3 separate regions of the Homo sapiens genome follow, and regions 2 and 3 are each linked to region 1. A link is a loop called in an ENCODE intact Hi-C map of the cell type or tissue named here. Cell type or tissue: endothelial cell of umbilical vein. All regions are shown on one strand. Region 1 overlaps ADGRG6 (adhesion G protein-coupled receptor G6). Region 2 has its middle 28 kb from the start of LINC02919. Region 3 overlaps VTA1 (vesicle trafficking 1).

Region 1 (5,000 bases):
CTAATATTAAACATTGCAGTTAATATGAGCTGTACATACATTTAAGAAACATTAGTGAAAACAAGTAAGATAATTGATTGCCCAATTTTGGGTGAGCCAGTGAGTGACTGCAGTCTTAGTGGCGGTGGTGGGTTAAATCAAGAAACAAATTTTTGCACAATGAAAATTGTGAGGAGCACCTCCTGCCACCAAGCAGTTCCAAAACAATCACCAATATGGGGGTTTGCCGAGTGCTTTCATACTGTATCACTTATTGTCGTGCATTTATATGATTATCTTATACTTTATGAATTTTTGTTTTACAGTAATTTGTAGCCATTCATTCATTGACTTTCCAACCTGCTTATTCCATCCAGTTCAGGGTAGCGGGTGGCTGGAGCCATCTGGGCAGCTCGGGGCAGCAGGCAGAAACTAGCCCTGGCCAGGACTCCATCCCATGGCAGGGCACACTCACACACACCCACACCCACTCACACTGGGACCATGTAGACAGGCCAGTGAATCCAAGGTACACAGCTTTGGGATGTGGGAAGACACTGGAGGACCTGGAGAAACCCCATGAAGACAAGGGGAGAACATGCAGACCCTACGCAGACAGGGGACCTGGCCAGGCATTGAGTCGTCTCCTCATCAACTTTGTAATGAAGCTCTGTTGAATGAAATGATGTTACTCAAGGACCTGCTGTGTACACTAAGAAAGTCTTTAAAGCTACTTTTCACAAACAGATATTTCAGGATATGGGTAATCTGGGGATTCCCACAAATAATGATCTTTTTTATGTTTTCCATTACATTCCCAAGAAAAGCTCTTGGACTAATTATTATTCCATTCCAAATCATATCTTCTCTGCTCAAACATCACTAGCTACTGAATAGTAAGCTTTTGTGAGGTTGTCACAAGCAACCCAAGTAAGGAATTAACTCCATTAGTCTCTATTATTGTTCTAAAAACCTAGTTTACAAGTAAGTACAGATTGTAACACTGCTTCCAGTTTCTCACATACGTTTAGCTGCTTAAATAACAAATTCCTTCTAAGATCATTTGAATGGATCCATTACTCTAGCTTTTTATGCCATATGTCTTAAAGAAATTGTGTATGTAGGAGCTGCAGGATGCCAGTCATATTGTAAATGCCACTGTCGTAATAGAATTGCCTCATCACTAGTTCAAAGAAATAACCAGGTGTCTAGATTAGCATTTGGTTTATATTTTAACGTCTATTTTTTCAAATAGGCCTATCATTTCAAACCTGTATTTTACGTCCTTGAAATAGCATAGATAGAGCAGTGTCATTTCTGTATTCTCCAAGAAACTCTGAAAAAAGTGTAAGAAGATAAAAAAGGGAAAGATTAATTGGAGAGAGACCTACAAAAAATAATGTTGTTTTGATACATTGGTAATGGCAGACAGTGATTTCTGCTTGAAGTTCTACATGCTGAAAGAAGTATCTAAATGGAAAATGGATATATTCTTAAATCATTTTTCCCCAATTAATGTCTATAATAAATTCTTTGGGCCTAGATGTCATTATTAGGATAGTACATACATATTTTGAAGTCTCTGGAACACATGAAGATTTGTGAATAGCTTTTAAAACACCGTGAGTGTTGTTAACATTTGTAAGAGAGGACAACTTTACTGCTATGGTAACATGGAAAATCCTGCATAAGTGTGTCTTAATTATGCATTTCCTCCAATGGCAATGTTGAAGCCAATTATTTTGCTGTAGTCCAAAACCCTGCTCATCAGCCCTTCAGTGGGCATATTTTTTTATGTTGCTTTGACAGTTCACTCTTGGACTTTTCTCATGGTTACTTGTTGACTGCACTATTCCAAAATTTTAAATAAGTATAACAAGTGGACTGGGGCAGGAAACAATGTTTAAAGAAAACATCTTAAATATTTGGATGCTTTCTTAAAAATTCAGAAATGTCAATGATTTTTAGAATTTTGCAATATTTTCCTTAGAGGGAACAAATACTACTGTTATAACAAAAGCATGCTTTAGGTTTCCATCTAGTGGTGGCTTTTCAGATACTCTGCTAGCATTGATAATACAGATGCTCCTCCACTTACGGTAGGGTTTGCATTCCTATAAACCCACTATTAAGTTGAAAATACTGGAAAATATCAAAAGTCAAAAATACATTTAATACACCCAACTTGCTGAACATCATAGCTTGCTGAACCCACCTTAAACACGTTCAGAACACTTACCTTAGCCTACAGCTGGGCAAAATCATCTAACACAGAGTCTATTTTATAATAAAGTGTTGAATATCTCATGTACTTTATTGAATGCTGAACTTAAAGTGAAAAGTGAAATGGTCATATGGGTACTAGAAGTACAGTTTCCACCGAATGCCTGTTGTTTTCCCACCATCGTAAAGTTGAATGATCTTGAACTGTAAGTAGGGAAGCTTCTGTATAGTCACAGAATATTATCAGGATCCTGAAATAACTCTTTGACCCTTGCAATTCTGAATTTCCTCCCAATCATTCAGAACATCTGTGATTTTATTTGATGAGATCCACAGTGTAAAAGTTATCTTTATATGAATTATTTGTTTTATATGTTCCTCCAAATATTTTTCATTCAGAACATTTTTTAAAGGAATATAAAAGTCAAGATCATTAAAATACCCGAAGAATTTTAGAAGTTGAAATAGTCTGCATAAATTAAACTCACCTGTGCTTGGACTTGTGCCAGTTTTATATATTTATATTACTACATCCAGGGGCAGCAATTTATATTGTTTAGCACAAGACTCTGATTCTTACTGGAAAGACATTCCTTTGGTAGTGGGACTGGAATTTGCATTTTGGTGGATTTGGAAATTCCCAGAGGCAAACTTTTACATTTTTTTTTCTACTGCCTCCCCACAATTTTTACTGTTTTCTTCAACATTGCTATAATTATGTATTTCTATATTTTGTGTGCCTATTTTACTTAAGACTTACCTAAACATAAGCATGAAGAAAGATGATCAACAAAGGAGACTCAAAAAATTTTCTTCTCTCTGTATCTTACCATAATTTAAAAGGGTATTTTTCTTACTAGCTACTTTGACTAAAGCACCCATTTACAGCTATTTAGCAAACCCTTGCTGGTGAGTTTGATTTTTCATTTTAAAAAATCAGTTTACTTTAAAGATTCCCCCCACCCAAAGAGCAGAATCTTCTTTACAATAAGGTTTTCTTTTTATTTTCTTTTTCAAGTGATTTAGTCCAATGAAAATTCTACCTGCAAATATTGTTTCTTTTTTTCCCTCTATTTTGGTATAAATGAGCATATTTAAGAAATTTTGATGAAAAGTCTGGTGAAATGCAGCCTAGTAGTTTAATAGAAGTATTTTATTAAGCAGGGGAAAGAGAGGAAAAGGAGAGGAATTAGGGTAGTAAGTATGTGTATGCCTGTTCTGCTTTTTCAAGTTAATTCCTCCATATGATCTCATTCAAGTTTTCACATCCCAAACTCTTTATCATTCTTTATAATGCACAGAAAGCATAATGCCTGTTATAAGAAGTCAAATTGTACATGAAAACAGTTAACACATTACAGACAGTAGATATAAGAAATCTATAGAATTAAAAATATGAAGAAACATATGCAAGTAATAAGAGTAAGCTAATTGATAACTATTTCTAAGAAGTTGGAAGGTCAATAAGCTTAACATCAAAATATTTCAGAACTTTTTTTGCCTATGTAGAAGGTGTTTCTTTTAACTTATATTGTAAATTATGTGATTATGAATAAAACTATATGATTATGTAAGACTTACATGATCATAACTTTAAATTGTTTGATAATTATATAACTATAAACATATAATTAATGGACTAATCCTATTTCCAATGGGCAGATGGAATTATCTATAGAATATCCGTAGTGATTCAGAACATCCTTCGTCACCCTGAGGTAAAAGTACAGAGCAAGGTGGCAGAATGGGTAAGTGAGCTTGTAACTTTTCTTTTTTAAAAAAATTCTTTAACTTCTGGGAATCTGGAAAAGACTAGTTAACTGAATCCACAGATCATACTGAAACACAGATGGTATTCATTAGAAATATATGAGTAGATATGTAAGTGAGGTGTTGTCCTTATGCATAGGAAGAGAAGTACATTTGAATAAAGGATAAGAACTGAGCCTAATAGACTATCAATGTCTTAAATAAGAAAAGTATCGCACAAATGGAAATAGATTTTGGTGGCAACAGGTATCTGTATTTCATATTAGATCCATGTATTTTCTGCTATATTTTTAAATAGATTATTTTAAAAATTGTTTGAATGTTTGATCAAAACCAGCAAGTATGAAAAGACGCATTATGAAAGTCTTCCACCCATCCTTGCTGCTCATCTGCATGGAACCAACCCAATAACCAACAGCAAATAGGAAATCACTATTAGTTTTCTCCGCTTTTTTCCAGATTTCTTTGTGCACATGAAAGAAAATTAAACTATAGATTCTTATTTTCCTTCTTTTTTACACGAAAAGTAGTATACTTTACATACCGTTCTATACCGTACTTATTTTTATTGTTGCCAGATTTGCAACATTAGAGAACTACATGTTTTTTTTGTTTTGAAAAAACAATGCATAATATTTCATTATGTGGCTGTTCAGTCATTTATTTAGCAGATCTTCTGTTGATGGACAGTTAGGCTGTAATTTATTTAACCAGTATCCTATTGGTAAACATTTTGTAGTTTTCAATTTAAAAAATTTAACATTTTATTTTCTTCTTTTTCTTACAAATACAACACATGGATTTTTTCATTTTCTTCTTCACAATAACAATCTCAATTTTATTTTCCATAGGTTTCTATTTTTTCTATTATTTCATTTCCTACCTACAGCATACTGTGAGACTTTGTACTTCTTTTTATATATAATGCTGTTACAGTTCAAACAATTTTTTTAATTGAGTCACTATACATTCTGAAATAAGAAAAATGGGTTTTCATATATATTTGGTGTTTGATAAACGTGTCTTTG
Region 2 (5,000 bases), 160 kb before region 1:
CTTAGAATGGATGCTTTCTAGCTTTATCCATGTCTCTGCAAAGGACATGAATTCAACCTTTTTTATGGCTGCATAGTATTCCATGGTGTATATGTGCCACATTTTCTTAATCTAGTCTATCATTGATGGACATTTGGGTTGATCAAGTCTTTGCTATTGTGAATAGTGCCACAATAAACATACGTGTGCATGTGTCTTTATAGTAGCATGATTTATAATCCTTTGAGTATATACCCAGTAATGGGATTGCTGGGTCAAATGGTATCTCTAGTTCTAGATCCTTGAGGAATTGCCACACTGTCTTCCACAATGGTTGAACTAATTTACACCCCCACCACAGTGTAAAAGCATTCCTTTTTCTCCACATCCTCTCCAGCATCTGTTGTTTCCTGACTTTTTAAATGATCGCTATTCTAAATGGCATGAGATGTTATCTCGTTGTGGTTTTGATTGGCATTTCTCTGATGACCAGTGATGATGAGCATTTTTTCATATGTCTATTGGTTGAATAAATGTCTTCTTTTGAGAAGTGTCTGTTTATATACTTTTCCCACTTTTTGATGGGGTTATTTGTTTTTTTCTTATAAATTTGTTTGAGTTCTTTGTAGATTCTGGATATTAGCCCTTTGTCAGATGAGTAGATTGCAAAGATTTTCTCCCATTCTGTAAGTTGCCTGTTCACTCTGATGATAGTTTCTTTGGCTGTGCAGAAGCTCTTTAGTTTAATTAGATTCCATTTGTCTATTTTGGCTTTTGTTGCCATTGCTTTGGTGTTTTAGTCTTGTAGTCTTTGCCCATACCTATGTCCTGAATGGTATTGCCTAGGTTTTCTTCTAGGGTTTTTATGGTGTTAGGTCTTACATTTAAGTCTTTAATCCATCTTGAGTTAATTTTTGTATACGGAAGGGATCCAGTTTTAGCTTTCTACATATGGCTAGCCAGTTTTCCCAGCACCATTTATCAAATAGGGAATCCTTTACCCATTGTTTGTTTTTGTCAGGTTTGTCAAAGATCAGATGGTTGTAGATGTGTGGTGTTATTTCTGAGGCCTCTGTTCTGTTCCATTGGTCTATATATCTGTTTTGGTACTGGCACCATGCTGTTTTGGTTACTGTACACTTGTAGTATAGTTTGAAGTCAGGTAGTGTGATGCCTCCAGCTTTGTTCTTTTTGCTTAGAATTGTCTTGGCTATGCGTGCTCTTTTTTGGTTCCATATGAACTTTAAAGTAGTTTTTTCCAATTCTGTGAAGGAAGTCAGTGGTAGCTTGATGGGGATAGCATTGAATGTATAAGTTACCTTGGGCAGTATGGCCCTTTTCATGATATTGATTCTTCCTATCCATGAGCATGAAATGCTCTTCCATTTGTTTGTGTCCTCTTTTATTTTGTTGAGCACTGGTTTGTAGTTCTCCTTGAAGAGGTCCTTCACATCCCTTGTAAGTTGTATTCCTAGGTATTTTATTCTCTTTGCAGTAATTGTGAATGGGCACCCACTCATGATTTGGCTCTCTGTTTGTCTATTATTGGTGTATAGGAATGCTTGTGATTTTTGCACGTTGATTTTGTATCCTGAGACTTTGCTGAAGTTGCTTATCAGCTTAAGGAGATTTGGGGCTGAGACGATGGGGTTTTCCAAATATACAATCATGTCATCTGCAAACAGAGACAATTTGACTTCTTCTTTTCCTAATTGAATACCTTTATTTCTTTCTGTTGCCTGATTGCCCTAGCCAGAACTTCTGACACTATGTTGAATAGGAGTGGTGGGAGAGGGCATCCTTCATCCTCGTCTTGTGCCTATTTTCAAAGGGAATAATGCTTTCAGTTTTTGCCCATTCAGTATGATATTGGCTGTGGGTTTGTCATAAATAGCTCTTATTATTTTGAGATACATTCCATCAATACCTAGTTTATTGAGCATTTTTAGCATGAAGGGCTGTTGAATTTTGTCAAAGGCCTTTTATGAGGCTAGCATCATCCTGATGCCAAAGCCTGGGAGAGACACAACAAAAAAAGATAATTTTAGGCCAATATCCCAGAAGTACATTGATGCAAAAATCCTCAGTAAAATACTGGCAAACTAAATCCAGCAGCACATCAAAACGTTATCCATGACAATCAAGTTGGCTTCATCCCTCGGATTCAAGGCTGGTTCTACATATGCAAATCAACAAACGTAATCCATCACATAAAAAGAACCAATGACAAAAACCACATGATTACTGCAACAGATGCAGAAAAGCCCAAAAGCTTCTTAAGCTGATCAGCAACTTCAGGAAAGTCTCAGGATATAAAATCAATGTGTACTGGGCATGGTGGCTCATGCCTATAATCCCAGCACTTTGGGAGGCCAAGGCAGGCAGATCACCCGGGATCCGGAGTTAGAGACCAGCCTGGCCAACATGGCAAAACCACGTCTCTACTAAAAATACAAAAATTGGCCGGGCATGGTGGTGGGCACCTGTAGTCCCAGCTACTTGGGAGGCTGAGGCAAGAGAATTGCTTGAACCCCAGGAGGTGGAGATTGCAGTGAGGCGAGATCAGGCCACTGCACTCTAGCCTGGGTGACAAAGCAAGACTCCATCTCAAAAAAAGGAGTCACTTCCAAGATGGCCAAATAGGAACAGCTCCAGTCTGCAGCTCTTAGTGAGATGGAGGGCAAGCTGAAGTAGGGCAGGGCATCGCCTTACCCAGGAAGTGCAAGGGGCTGGGGGATTTCCCTTTCCTAGCCAAGGGAAGCCGTGACAGACTGTACCTGGAGAAATGGTACACTCCTGATCAAATACTGCACTTTTCCCACAGTCTTAGCAACTGGCAGAATAAGAGATGCCCTCTCGTGCCTGGCTTGGCAGATCCCATGCCCACGGAGCCTTGCTCACTGCTAGCGCAGCAGTCTGAGATCAACCTGCAATGCTGCAGCTTGACAGGGGGAGGAGTGTCTGCCATTGCTGAGGCTTGAGTAGCTCACAGTGTAAACAAAGACGCCAGGAAGCATGAACTGAACAGAGCCCACCACAGCTCAGCAAGGCCTACTGCCTTTATAGATTCCACCTCTGGGGGCAGAGCATAGTAGAAAAAAAGGCAGCAGACAGCTTCTGCAGACTTAAATGTCCCTGTCCGACAGCTCTGAAGAGAGCAGTGGTTCTCTCAACATGACGTTCGAGCTCCGAGAATGACAGACTGCCTCCTCAAGTGGGTCCCTGACCCCCGTGTAGCCTGACTGGGAAACACCTCCCAGTAGGGGCCAACAGACACCTCAAACAGGCAGGTGCCCCTCTGGGACGAAGCCTCCAGAGGAAGGATCAGGCAGCAATATTTGCTGTTCTGCAGCCTCCACTGGTGATACCCAGGCAAACAGGGTCTGGAGTGAACCTCCAAATGAGTCTTTTGAGAAGAAGGAGCACATATTATTCGAGGTGTGTTTAATACAGTCACAATTTACCTTCTCAGGAAAGTCTTAGTGTTTAGGCATTTAAATTCTTATACTACTTGGGGAATGTATTAGTCAGGGTTCTCTAGAGGGACAGAACTAATAGGATAGATAGATAGATATAAAGGGGAGTTTATTAAGTATTAACTCACTTGATCACAAGGTTCCACAATAGGCCATCTGCAAGCTTGAGGAGCAAGGAGAGCCAGTCCGAGTCTCAAAACTGAAGAACCTGGAGTCCCATGTTTGAGGGCAGGAAGCATCCAGCACAGGAGAAAGATGTAAGCTGGGAGGCTAGGCCAGTCTCTCCTTTTCCCTTTCTGCTTTATATTCACTGGCAACAGATTAGATGGTGCCCACCAAATTAAGGGTGGGTTTGCCTTTTCCAGCCCACTAACTCAAATCTCAAATGTTAATCTCCTTTGGCAATGCCCTCACAGACACCCCCAAGACCAACACCAATCCAATCAAATTGACACTCAGTATTAACCATCTCAGGGAAGATGAATAATCCTAGAAACTTGAATTCAGTCCTAATGAAGTGTAAAAAGCTTTAGTAGTGTTGATGAAGGTGATCTAAACTCTTTGATTCACAAACTCTTAAAGAAGGAAGGGACCTCAAAGATGATATTTTCCAGTCCTTCCATTTTACAAAGGATGGACCTGAGACCCAGGAGAGATGCAGTTATTTACTCGGGATCACACAGCTGGTTAGTGAAAGAGTAAAAACCAAAACACCTCTGACTCTCTTCTTATATCACGTTCTGAAGACTATTTCAAAATGATTCAGCTGGCTAAGCACATTTTGAAATTTGACATTTTCCTCAAAATACATGTGTAAGTCCAGCGGGGATCATTAATTGATTAGTCAATTCCTTCATAAATATTCACTAATTATTACTCTAAAATGCCCTCAAAACTCCACAAAAGTACAAAGACGTATATCACTTCTGCTTACAGTTTCCAATCTCCCTAGAGCAGTAAGAAACATACACATAAAAAGATACCTAATGTCCCAAGATAAAATGTCAAATTGAGACGATGTGTAATAACATGTCAAATTGAGACATTGTGTAATAACATGTCAAATCGTATGATAAAATGTCAAATTGAGAGAGAAAATAACAAGGGTGTAGGCTATCACTGTGTCCTTAAAAATGTCGAAGAAGGCTTTGTAGAGTAAGCAGAGCTTGAAGATACTCGGATTTTCCTGGCATTATGGAAACTCTAACTCTTGCTGTACAAGATGATTTGCATGACTTGTAGAAAAGGGTCTGTACTCTTTTTGCCATTCCCAGGGCAATAACAGAGTTTTAATTCTTGATGTCTCCTTAAACAAGAGGTTCTTAACCTGGAAAAGGGTCTATGATCTTGGATAGGATAGGGGAAAAAAACGTATCTTTACTTTTTTATATCTAGCTGAAATTTGGCTCTTTCTTTTCTTTCTTTCTCTCCCCTCTCCCTCCCCTCCCCTCACCTCCCCTCCCCTTCACTTCCCTTCCCTTCCCTTCTTCCCTTCCCTTCCCTTCCCTTCCCTTCCCTTCCCTTCCCCGACTGAGTTTCACTCTT
Region 3 (5,000 bases), 180 kb before region 1:
GAAGTGAAGACCTTTTTTGTTTTGTTTTGTTTTTGAGACAGTGTGGAGTGCAGTGGCGCAATCTCAGCTCACTGCAACCTCTGCCTCCCGGGTTCAAGCTATTCTCCTACCTCAACCTCCCCAGTAGCTGGGACTACAGGTGTGCGCCACCACACCCAGCAAATTTTTATATTTTTAGTAGAGATGGGATTTCACCATGTTGGCCAGGGATGGTCTCGATCTCTTGACCTCATAATCCGCCTGCCTCAGCCTCCCATACTGCTGGGATTACAGGCATGAGCCACCGTGCCCAGCCATTTATTTTTAATAGCTGTTATTTAGTTTCCTCTGTTAATGTCTGCCAGTGTGTTTTTCAGCTTGAATTTTCTGTTCTCCCTGTATGAGTGGGAACTGGCCAATAAGCCTTCCTGCCTCTCAACCATGGAATGAGGAGAGCCTTTTAGGGGTGAGCTGGATATCATACCTACCTTAAGAGTTCTAGCACTGCCTGGGCAGTTTGTTACACAGTTTTAGGGAGATGCTCTTTAAATCTCTTGTCAATTTTCTCTTTTCACTTTTTTCATTCTTTCTCTTCTCCTTTTTAATTTTGTGGATTTATTTCCTTCTGTGTTACTTTATCATTTCATTATGGTTTCAGAAGGAAGAATAGTTAATTATATATGCTTAGTCTACCATCTAGAACCAGAACCCTAGAATTCTTTATCTAAACTGTCAGGCAGGTGTTAGGGCAAAATAATTTTTAAATATGTAAGAACTCTCACATTTTGCCTAGCACATACCTTTTTTAAGGAACTTAACTCAGGATGTACTCCATCAAGATAAGGGTGGTAATCAAGCAAAATAGAAATATGAAATATAAGAAAGGGTGAAATATACTTCTTTAGATACTCCAAAGAAGAAAGATTCTATGATAGCTTTCCCACCTGCTTGGAAAGCAATTGCTCCAAAATTAGAATAGGAAATTGGAGAACTCCCCTCCTTTAAGAAAAATAACATGGATTTCATTTAATATATAGAATAGGAGCTTCAGAATATGAAAGACATAGATAAGATGCCCTAGAATCCTGCCAGTAAGAAAAAAAAGTGAACTAAAACATCTAATTTTGATATTATACAAGAAATCTCAGTTTGGAAGCAAACAAAAATATGCCATGATTTTGAACAGTAATAGAATTATGGAATATAAAAGAAAAGGATTTCATTTGACTTAGACACAAAGAACATTCTCCTTCAAAAGGTAAAAGGCTTATGACAAAACATAGAGTACTTCACTCAGAATGAAATATAAATATCAACACTGACATTTTAACATCATACTGAAAATCCTAGCTAGTGCAGTAAGAAAGGAAAAAGAAATAAAAGCTATAAAGATAGGAAAAGAAAAAATAACACTGTCTTTGTTCATAGATGACATGATGGTCTGTAGAAAATCTGGAAGAATCAATCAAAAAATACACTTAGAACTGATAAGCAATTGTAACTGGATTGCAGTATACATGATTAATATGCAAAAATTAATTGCTTTCCACATAGCAGCACAAAACAAGTGGGATTTGAAATTTAAATACACTTGCCATTGTGTTTGTATTTACATAAATACAATAATCAAAAACAAAATACCATTTACATTAGCATTCCACCAAAAATATTCAGGTATAAATGTAACAAAATACATTACAAGATCTATATGAGGAGAACTACAGAATGCTCATGAAAGAGTCAAAGAATTACATAAATGGAGATTTCGTGATCATGCATAAGAAGACTGTATTCTCAAGATGTTAGTTCTTCCCAGCTTGGTCTATAGATTATGGACAGTTCCCATCAAAATCCCAGCAAGTTATTTGGTGCATATGAACTCCAACTATCTAAAGTTTATATGGAGTGGCAGAAGACCCAGAATAATCAACGTAGTACTGAAGGAGAAGAACAAAGTTGGAGGACTGGCACCACCTGACTTAAAAACATAATACAAATCTGCAGTAATCTAGATAGTATGGTACTGGCAGAAGAACAGACAAATAGATCAGTGAGACAGAGTCCAAAAATAGACCCATACAGAAAAAGTCATATGATCTTTGACAAAAGGAGCAAAGGGAACACCATTGAAAAAAGATACTCGTTTCAATAAATGGTGCTGGCGTAACAGGACAGCCACATACAGCAAAAAAAGTGAATCTAGACACAGACCTTCCACTCATCTCAAAATTTAACTCAAAATGGTTCTGATGCCTAAATTTGAACTCCAAAACTAGGGACTTCCAGTTCCAAAATGGCAGTGTAGAAGCATACTGGCTTCATTCCCCACCAACAGAAAACGAAAAACAAATATACAGCACTGAGATTGACACCAGCAACAACCCAGAGCCCAAGTATGAGGATGAAATAGTTCCTGGGGCCACAGAGAAGTGGAAAAACTCCAGTAGGAGAATCAGACTTCCACTTTCATGATGCTTCTGCCCTACCCTTATGCCCACACAGAAAATCTCCCCCACCTCATAATTTCTACACTGAAAGAAGTAAAATTGAAGTGGTCAACCATCTTCCCCACCTCCTTGGGTTCCCTGGCAGGAGATCTGTCCTTGCCTTAACCCACAGGTAGCATCATGACTGCCTGCAGGGAAAATATCACTGAAGACCAGCAGAGACTATTATTCCCAGCCCCAGAAACTTCACTGTGCAACTTGGCCAAAGGAGACACCAAATCAGAATGGCTGTTCAGCAGTACCATGCTGTAGGAGGTACATTTCCCAGGTCCTGTAGGCACAAACCCCTACCTAGCCTGCCTTCCCACACTGCCAGTGTAATCCATTTGGGACATTCAGCGCTCCAAACATTTACTAGAGCTGAGGCAAACCTGGGCTTATGGCGCCACCTAGAGCTGAAAAGGAGGTAGCGACCTAGCAGTGAAGATTTGTTGAGCAAATATATGCAATAAAAACCAAAACAAGCTGGACAGAGAAAACTGGAATAAATAACTAATTCTTCCAGTGCAAAGACATAGGAAAGACCCACAAGAAACAACAGCAAACAGGGAATCATGACCTTCTCAAAAGGACAAAGCAAAAATCCTGGCCGGGCACTGTGGCTCAAGCCTGTAATCCCAGCACTTTAGGAGGCTGAGGTGGGCAGATTACCTGAGGTCAGGAGTTCAAGAGCAGCCTGGCCAGCCTGGCGAAACCCTGTCTCTACTGAAAATACAAAAAAAATTAGCCAGGCATGGTGGTGCATGCCTATAATCCCAGCTACTTGGGAGGCTGAGGCAGGAGAATCGCTTGAACCTGGGAGGCGGAGAGTGCAGTGAGCCGAGATCTCCCCACTGCACTCTCCAGCCTGGGTGACAGTGAGACTTCCATCAAAAAAAAAAAAAAAAAAAAAAATCCCAAAACTGACCCTAACAAGACAGCAGTTTGTGAGCTCTCTGACCAAGACTTCAGAATAACAATTTTAAGAAAACTCATTGACCTCTAAGATAATACAGAAAAGCAATAAAGACATTTGACAGATATTGGAATAATTTTTCAAAAAAAATCAAATCTTGGAACTGAGAAATACATTTGCTGAACTGGAGAACTCTTTTGAGGCTCTCAACAACAGAATGAAGTAAGCAGAAGAAAAAAATCAGTGAGCTCAAAGACCAGCTATTTGAAAATACACAGTCAGAAGAAGGAAAAAAAGAGAATGAAAAGGACTGGCTACAAGATATAGAAATCTACCTCAGAAGACCAAATCTAAGAGCCATTGATGTTCAAGAGGGAGCTGAGCGAGAGGTAGAAAGCTTATTCAAAGAAATAATAACAGAAAACTTCCCAAAACTTGAGAAAGATATAAATATCCAGGTACAGGAAGGTCTTTTAACACCGAACAGATTCAACCCCCAAATAAGACTACCTGAAGGCATGTAGTAATCAGATGCTAAAGGCCAAGGACAAAGAGAAAGTCCTTAAAACACCAAGAGATAAGAAGCAAATAGCATATAACAGAGCTCCAAATCGTCTGGCAACAGCCTTCTCAACAGGCCAGTAGGTATTGGAACATTTTAAAAAAAAACTGTCATCTAGGAATATTGTGTCCAGCAAAATTGTCATTCAAATATGAAGGAAAGATATAGTCTTTCCCAGACACAAAAGCTGACCCATCCTGCAAGAAAAGCTAAGGGGAGTTCTTCAGTCTGAAAGAAAACACTAATGTGCAGAAGAAAACATTTCAAGGTGTAAAATCCACTGGTAGAATTAATACTATGTATATAATTTTTTAGTATAGAGCAATTTTATAGTATAGAGAATAGAGCAATTAGGCAAAAGAAAGAAATAAAGTTCATCCAAATTGAAAAGGAAGAAGTCAAATTAGCCTTGCTCACAGATGACATGATCTTATGCCTATAAAAACCTAAAGACATCTTATGCCTATAAAAACCTAAAGACTCCACCAAAAAACCGTTAGAACTGATAAATTTAGTGAAGTTACAGGATACAGAATCAACATACAAAAATCAGTAGCATTTATATACACCAACAGCAAATAATCTGAAAATCAAATTAAGAAAGCAATCCCATTTACCATAGCTACAAAAAAATATAAAATACCTGGGAACCGATCTAACTAAAGAAGTTAGTTATTAATAACTAACTATAATATTCCGTTGTGTATATACACTATGTGTATATATTAATAACTAAGAAAAACTATATAAAATTCTGATGAACATAATACAAAAAATGTAATACAAAAAAATATAAAATACCTGGGAATCGATCTAACTAAAGCAGTTAGTTATTAATAACTAACTATAATATTCCATTGTATATATACACTATGTGTATATATTAATAACTAAGAAAAACTATATAAAATTCTGTTGAATGTAATACAAAAAATGTAATACAAAAAATACAAATACAAAAAAAAATACCTGGGAACCGATCTAACTAAAGAAGTTAGTTATTAATAACTAACTATAATATTCCATTGTGTATATATTAATAACAGAAAAACTATAA

The links. A loop is a pair of places that touch in the nucleus more often than their neighbours do. Peaks named below come from ENCODE experiments on the same cell type or tissue, not always from the same donor. Only the 100,000 strongest peaks of a DNase experiment are listed, where the experiment ranks them.
Region 2: it touches region 1 in a loop (12-fold over the local background); 18 of 110 quality-filtered maps call a loop at or near these places.
Region 3: it touches region 1 in a loop (6-fold over the local background); 7 of 110 quality-filtered maps call a loop at or near these places.

The regions. Positions count from the first base shown.
Region 1 is chr6:142,386,394-142,391,393 of GRCh38, forward strand. ADGRG6 (adhesion G protein-coupled receptor G6) reads left to right here. Exons shown (of 25, transcript NM_198569.3): 7 at 3,865-3,950. Among named protein-coding and RNA genes, the nearest start is that of ADGRG6, 87 kb to the left of the region's middle. In endothelial cell of umbilical vein, a CTCF peak has its summit at 2,027 (motif pointing left); a DNase peak (open chromatin) is centred at 2,028; H3K27ac peaks cover 226 bases.
Region 2 is chr6:142,229,654-142,234,653 of GRCh38, forward strand. No RefSeq gene overlaps it. Among named protein-coding and RNA genes, the nearest start is that of LINC02919, 28 kb to the right of the region's middle. In endothelial cell of umbilical vein, a CTCF peak has its summit at 3,004; a DNase peak (open chromatin) is centred at 2,998.
Region 3 is chr6:142,204,729-142,209,728 of GRCh38, forward strand. The region is part of intron 7 of VTA1 (vesicle trafficking 1); the gene reads left to right. Among named protein-coding and RNA genes, the nearest start is that of LINC02919, 53 kb to the right of the region's middle. RefSeq lists a silencer at 2,724-3,018. In endothelial cell of umbilical vein, a CTCF peak has its summit at 2,878 (motif pointing left); a DNase peak (open chromatin) is centred at 2,853.